Regions from separate parts of the Homo sapiens genome. Here region 2 is linked to region 1. The links are chromatin contacts, found by Hi-C in ENCODE. All regions are on one chromosome and are shown on one strand. Each heading gives the region's core, a stretch centred on a gene start or an enhancer-like site at or near the end of the contact. The rest is flanking DNA. Distances are from core to core; before and after follow the strand shown.

What was found. Hi-C counts contacts between places; a loop is a spot of excess contacts on that map. Pooled maps may share reads with other maps.
Region 2: a map of naive thymus-derived CD4-positive, alpha-beta T cell shows a loop between it and region 1 (7-fold over the local background). The contact joins the promoter of SLC44A5 here to the promoter of LHX8-AS1 in region 1. A Hi-C loop is called at or near these places in 1 of 168 maps with a recorded cell type or tissue (naive thymus-derived CD4-positive, alpha-beta T cell), 9 of 37 single-sample maps with no recorded cell type and 9 of 50 pooled maps.

What each region holds. Positions count from the first base shown.
Region 1 is chr1:75,130,787-75,134,009 of GRCh38, reverse strand. It overlaps LHX8-AS1 (LHX8 antisense RNA 1), which reads left to right and starts at 1,434. Exons shown (of 2, transcript NR_187397.1): 1 at 1,434-1,656; 2 at 2,057-3,223. It also overlaps a transcript of LHX8 not described here. RefSeq lists an enhancer at 1,475-2,674.
Region 2 is chr1:75,609,325-75,612,547 of GRCh38, reverse strand. SLC44A5 (solute carrier family 44 member 5) reads left to right here and starts at 1,434. Exons shown (of 24, transcript NM_001130058.2): 1 at 1,434-1,508.

The DNA.
Region 1 (3,223 bases), core at 185-2,684:
TCATTCTCTTGAAACTCGCAGCTGTCCGGTGTAGCCGAGGAATGCCACCGCTCCTGGCAGCCTGGGAGCTGACTTATCTAGCAGTTCGCGCTCCCTTTCCGAAAAGTTTTCTCATTAAGATAAAGAAGGAACATCTGAGCAACACAAAAGCTTATGATTTGCGACTAGATTTGAAATCAAGGCTACAAGAAAGACAAAAGTATGTTGCTAATGAGTATTGCTCTTTCATCTCCTAGACAAAATGTAAGCCCGAGCAGCCTTGTCTTCTGCCTCAAGTTCTGACTGCGGGGCGGGGAAGCGGCGGAGGGAGGTATTCAGGGTACCTTAATTTTGATTAAGATTGGAAGGTGTGTTTGTTTAAACAGACTCTTTGTGGTATAAACTTTATTTCATTATTTAGTGTATAAAGACAAATTTGGTTAAAAGATTATTTTTAAATGATTTTTGTTTCCATTTAAAAAGCTAAACTTCTGAAACTAAGAAGATCTAGGAGTCTATTTCTTAAAGGCCTTTAACAGAATCATAGGATTTTGCTTTAATTAGATGGAAATATATATGTAAAACACACACACGCACACACACATATCTTATCTCCTTGCCTTATTTGTATAGAAGAAAAAGAGCGAAATGATCTTGCCCAGACCCCAGCTCGGTCAGCAGCCGGCTAGCGGAGGAGATAGATAGCCTTTCCTGTGATGAAGTGAGCCTGTGTAAGAGTCTGGGACCGAGTTACCACTACAAATTTAGTTTTTCCTCCATTGCATTTTTCTCCCATAAACACTAGAGTCTTCAGAGCATTTTCCTATCGCCATTGTTTTTCTTTTCGCGCAGCTGCGCACAAGTTAATATTAGCCATCCCCCTGCCGGTCCTCTCTGGGAGATCTCGTTTAAATTTACTGAGCGAAGGGAGGAGGACGATATAATTAATCTGTGCCCTCTTAGAAAATTGAAAGATTGGGGTGGACTGACTTTTCAAAAAGCTAACTTGTGCGTGGGAACCAGAAAGACTTGTGTTTTTCATCAAATGCAGAAATCGGTATTGGGGGTGGTGGAGAAATTCACATAATGCATTTTCCATGAAATAGCATCGTTGTGGAGACCGCTCTTCCGAATGGAAAGTCAGAGTCGTGCAGAACATTGGCGCCATCAGGTCGTGTATAGAGCAGGATTTCGTTGAAAGTGGAATTAAACATAAAGGTCCGGTTTGGATATTTAATTACAGTGTGTGTGTGTGTGTGTGTGTGTGTGTGTGTTAGGGTTTAAAGTGAATCTGGGGTACTGTCTGGCTACTATCGAGGAGAATTTATCGCGCGGGTCATTTGGAGATCCAGAGAGAGCTGGAGCTGTGTTAGGGAAGCAGGGCGGGGGTGCGGGCATTTATGCGGTCTTTCCACCCACCCTCGCCTAATCAGGCGGCTCTCAGTCAGGTTTTCAAAATACTAACCTTGATCTAAGAGCGTCTATCTCTGCATAAGTGGAGAAAATGATTCATTTTTAGAGGTTTCTGGGCTTGGGGAAGAAGAATGGTCGTCAGACAGGAGCAGAAGACGTGAAAGATTGGTCTGGCCTCGCTTTACTCCAGGCGCCTTGTGGGATGCTGACCTGTCCCGGGGTGCAGCTGCGCGCACCCCTCCTTGAGCTGTAAGCCTCTGGGCGGTGAGTCAATTTCTATGTCCTGGGCGGTATAAGCCTTTGGCTGGGGGTCGAGTGTGCAAGAAGAGGGGAATGTGTTTGCTATGAATCCCAGGGCTGATCGTCCTGTCGGTCTGGGGTCCAACGACCTTCTGACCTTTTGTCAGGGGTGGGCGTACGAAGGTATAGCTTCTTCCTGGTGGCCCGGTTCCCTGGAGCTCGCGTCACGCCTCTTACCCACGCTCATCCTCGGCTGGGGCAACGGAAAAGTTATCTTCCTACTTTACAGGGGTGCGCTAAAAATCAAAAGAGTTTTTGTTTGTTTGTTTGGTCTTAGTAATGAGGGTTTTTAGCCCAAACGCCAATTGATTCCAATTTTGAACGAAGACTCTGATCAAAAAAACATCATCTTATGTGTCCACAGGTGGAAAAGCAATCGCCTGCGTCGTGACAGTTCCTACCTACTAAATTGAAAATTTGAAAATCAGAGGCGGCAGGCCCACCCAAGGTGTCTACCAACATCCGTGGACCACAGGGCTTTTTGCAAGCCCATGGGAAAGACAGCCTGAGAGACTTCGGAGTGCGTCCTGTCCCAGGCTGTGCCTCTCCTGCTTAAGGGAAGCCTTGAGTGTATCTCCCTAAAAACAGATGGGGGCAGGGAAGGGGTCTAGATCCCGTGGAGCCAGGCCTTGATTGGAGGTCCGGGCTGGAGAGAGGGAACATCAACCCGCCCTGACCCCCACAGCTTCCACTCACCCGAAGAGCTGCCTAATTGGGCTGCGAGCAGCTGCGAAATTTGTAATCGTCTAATGAGCCTTCCGCCTCGGTAATTCTTATCAAAAGGCATAAAACTGATATTTTCACACTCAGCTCGCACTGCAGGCGCCGTTTATAAACATCCTTCATCAGTGGGATGAAATTAAGCCTGCATTGACAGAGGTCTCTGGAACTCGATATTTAAAAGCAATAGATCCGAATTAGCAAATTATAACTTTAAGTAGGGAAAGTCCCCACCAACTTGACTATTGAACCCTTTGCCTCTGAGCTCCTCGGGGTGAGTAACCACACGTTTGAGAGAACTTAACCTGGAGGTTCTGCGGTGCTCAGGCAATCTCCGGAAACTCGGATTCCCGAAACTGCCCCTGCTACGGCTCCTCCCGCCCGCCTTCTAGGGACTCGCCTGGGTCAGACCTGTGGAGATCGGGGCGAGGCACAGCTGGAGCCTGAGAGAAAACGTGGTCAAAGGAGGCGCATCCAGGACTCCCGGGCGGCCTGCAGGCGCAGAAACAGAGCCCTGCTCTTGCGGACCCGAGCTTTCCCTGGCCCGCGGCCCTCACCGCCCACCTCCAGGGCTCCAGCGCCAAGGGTACAGTGGGCCATAGGACTGTAGGAGGCGGTGGAGGATGGGGAGACTTTCGCGATCATAAGAAGGTGCGGATTCTGGCAGAATTCTGGTTGGCGACTCCTTCGATCCCTGAAGGTGAAATCTCAGCTAAAACCACTCTGAAACTGTGGATGTCACACTTGGTTCAGGGTTAGGAGACCGTGTCTTTGGATTTTTGCCCATCACGTGTAACCATTATAAATATTA
Region 2 (3,223 bases), core at 185-2,684, 480 kb before region 1:
GCGAGCAAATGATTTTGAGGTTACTTTAGATTGTCTGGAAAGGTGGCATTTGTGTCGGGAAACAAGTGATGAAGAGTAATTTGCATGCCAAGAACTGGAACATAACACTTCAGGCCTTAAGGTAGAAATGAGGTGGTAGCTTGGCACATTCACATACAAAAGGAAGAGGTGTAATGTGTAAGGAAGAGACAGTTAGGGAGAAGCCAGGCCTTTTTGGTCATAAAAAGGAATATAGAGTTTAAGTGCAATGAGAAGCCATTGGATATTCACTTGCTATTTGGGGATACATTCCTCTCCTGGAAGATTATTTCAGGGAGAGGAGCATTCCTACATCAACTCCCTAGGCCAACTAAGGTGACCTAATAGACTTCACTTTTCTAAAAGGTCCAGTTATACTCACGTTATTTTCTCTTGCTATTCACCAGAATACCTATGCAATTTCAGGCTGAGATATTGATAGCATCTCTAGGAATCCCTGCTTAGAAAACAATTCTAGAGAGAATGAGGATTAATTTAACATTTAGTACAAGATGATAAGATTAGTCACTTCCCTGGCAAGCCTTTCAATGCAAGTAAGTCTTAGGAAAAACATATTGTAATGGTAGAGGGGGATTCTGAGGGGTCCAGAACATGACTGTGCAGTAGGCAGAATGTGGAAGGCAGCATGAGGGGCTCCTAGATAACAGAAAGGGGTCCACAGAAGGAGAAGAGTGATGTTTGGAAGGGGACATGAGAAAGCCTCTAAAACAACATCAGCCAATTCGTGATTTTGCCAAGTGGAAGCCTGATATGAGCATGTTCCAAGAGAAACATTCTCATTCAAACACAGAAAAAGTTTAAACCAGGGTACTTTTATGCTTTTGACTGATCTTTTTATAATGAAGCATTTGTAACAATAAAAGCACACAGATGTTTACAAAGTCTCTTTGATTTTACTTAATCACTGTCAGGTTGTTCTGATGGATTACAGACCTCACAAATGAAAATAGCATGAACATATTAATGATAACTGCTGTTTGTTGGAGGTAGTTGCTTGATAGCTAGTTAAGGAAATCATGCTCTTGGGTCTCATTTTACTGTAGAGATGTTGGTAAGTGGGATATGGGGTATATTGGATGATTTTCTTTCCCCTAAGCATTTGTGACAAGAAGGTGCTATGATATTCAGGAAAGACACAAATAATAGTAGATTATTTTAAAGGTAATCATGGCCTACTTCCACCTCCAAACTACCTACTTCTTTGCCAAGGATTAACAATGAAAAAATATACTATAGCTCCAGGACTTTGTTCAGTCTCCTCCCCCTCTTTATACTCCAAGTGACTCCTTTGAGGCTAGCAAGGCTAGTAGGACCTCAGGGATTACCTAAGAATGGGGTATGGCCCTTAGTGATACTGGAACACAATGTGTTTATGACATCAGCTTTTTTTTCACAGTAGTGAATCGTAGCATGTTAGAGTTAGAAGGTTCAGTGTTGATGGAGTTATTGAAGAAATGATGGAGTAAGAGGTGAGTGATACTGCTAAATGCAAGAAGTCTATGTCTGTAGGAAAATTGGTCAAGTTTGTTATTCATAAGTACGTATTCTATACAACTCAAGAAATACACACACACACACACATATATATAGTGAAGTCTGAATATAAATTAGGAACTGAGCACTTCCTCTCCGTGTGTGTGTGTGTATATATATAGATATCCTGGGGGATTATTTAAAGAGAGTAGTATTTTTACATCAGCTCCCTAGGCCAAGTAAGGTGACCCAATGGACTTCACTTTTCTAAAAAGTCCAGTTACACTTATGTATCTTCTCTTAATATTCACCAAAATATCGACAATATTTCGGGCTGAGATGTTGATAACATCTCTAGGAATCCTTACCTACTGGTATTCACACCTGTTCATACTCCCCTTCCAAAATGAATCACAGCTGACCATGTGATCAGTACTGTACAGCAGAAAACTACATCATAAAGACATACACTATGGCTTCTGCCTTGTTCTTTTGTATTCTTTGCTTTCTTATGTTGCTCATTTTGGGGAAACCAGATGCCATGTTTTAAAAATACTCAAGGATCCCTTGGATTATTTTTTGAAGCAGAGGTTCATACAGATATTATTAACATTTCAGCCCAAAATATTGTCGGTATTTTGATGAATAGTAAGAGAAGATACATAAGTATAACTGCACTTTTTAGAAAAGTGAAGTCCATTGGGTCACCTTACTTGGCCTAGGGAGCTGATGTAGAAATATTGCTCTCTCTAAATAATTCTCCAGGATATCTATGTGTATATAGGTATATGTATGTATATGTATATACCTATGGAGAGAGAAGAAGAGCTCAGTTCCTAATTTATATTCAGACTTCACTATGTGTGTGTGTGTGTGTGTGTGTGTGTGTGTGTGTGTGTATTTCTTGACTTGCATAGAAGTCTTGAATCTTAGCTCTGTGTGGGAAGAACTGAGGCCTCCTGCTAATAGCAACAACTTGCTAGTTATGTGAGTGATCTATCTTGGGAACAGACCCTGCAACCAAGTCAAGCCTTCAGATGACTGTAGCTTCAGCCAACATCTGACTGAATTTCATGATAGCCCCGACCCAGAGCTATCCAATCAAGCTGCTTCTGGATTCCTGAATCACAGAAACCATAAGATATAATAAATGCTTACTCTTGTCTTAAACCACTAAAATTTGGGGGTAATAGGTTACATAACATTAGATCATGAATATACCTGTGGTTCATTATTTTTGCACCTCTATCATGAAATGTAATATTTGTTACTAGTTCCAACACTGATCTTGAATCTTAGCCCTCTTTCCTATTTAGTGAATTGGGCTGAAACCCTGAAGTTCTCTTTTCTTGTTTCCCTTGAGTTTCTTGTAGCAGCTTGCTTTCTCCTCTGCTTTTTTGAGTACTGATTCCTGGCTCCTCTAGTTCATTTAGTTTAGAAGATACTTTCCAAATTGAAGCACTACCGAACCAAAAATCAGAGTGATAAAGAGAATACAAAAGCCCTAAAATCTCCCAACAGCACAAGATTTCACAGTCCTCCAAACTAAGAAGATAGAAAGTTTCTTAAAATCTACAATCTTTTATTCTCACCATCAAAAATAAGAATGTAAGGTAATGAATATGTTAAATAGCTTGATTTAGCCATTCCACAATGTGTATATATATCAAAACATCAGGTTTCACACCATAAATATATAAATTTTTACTTG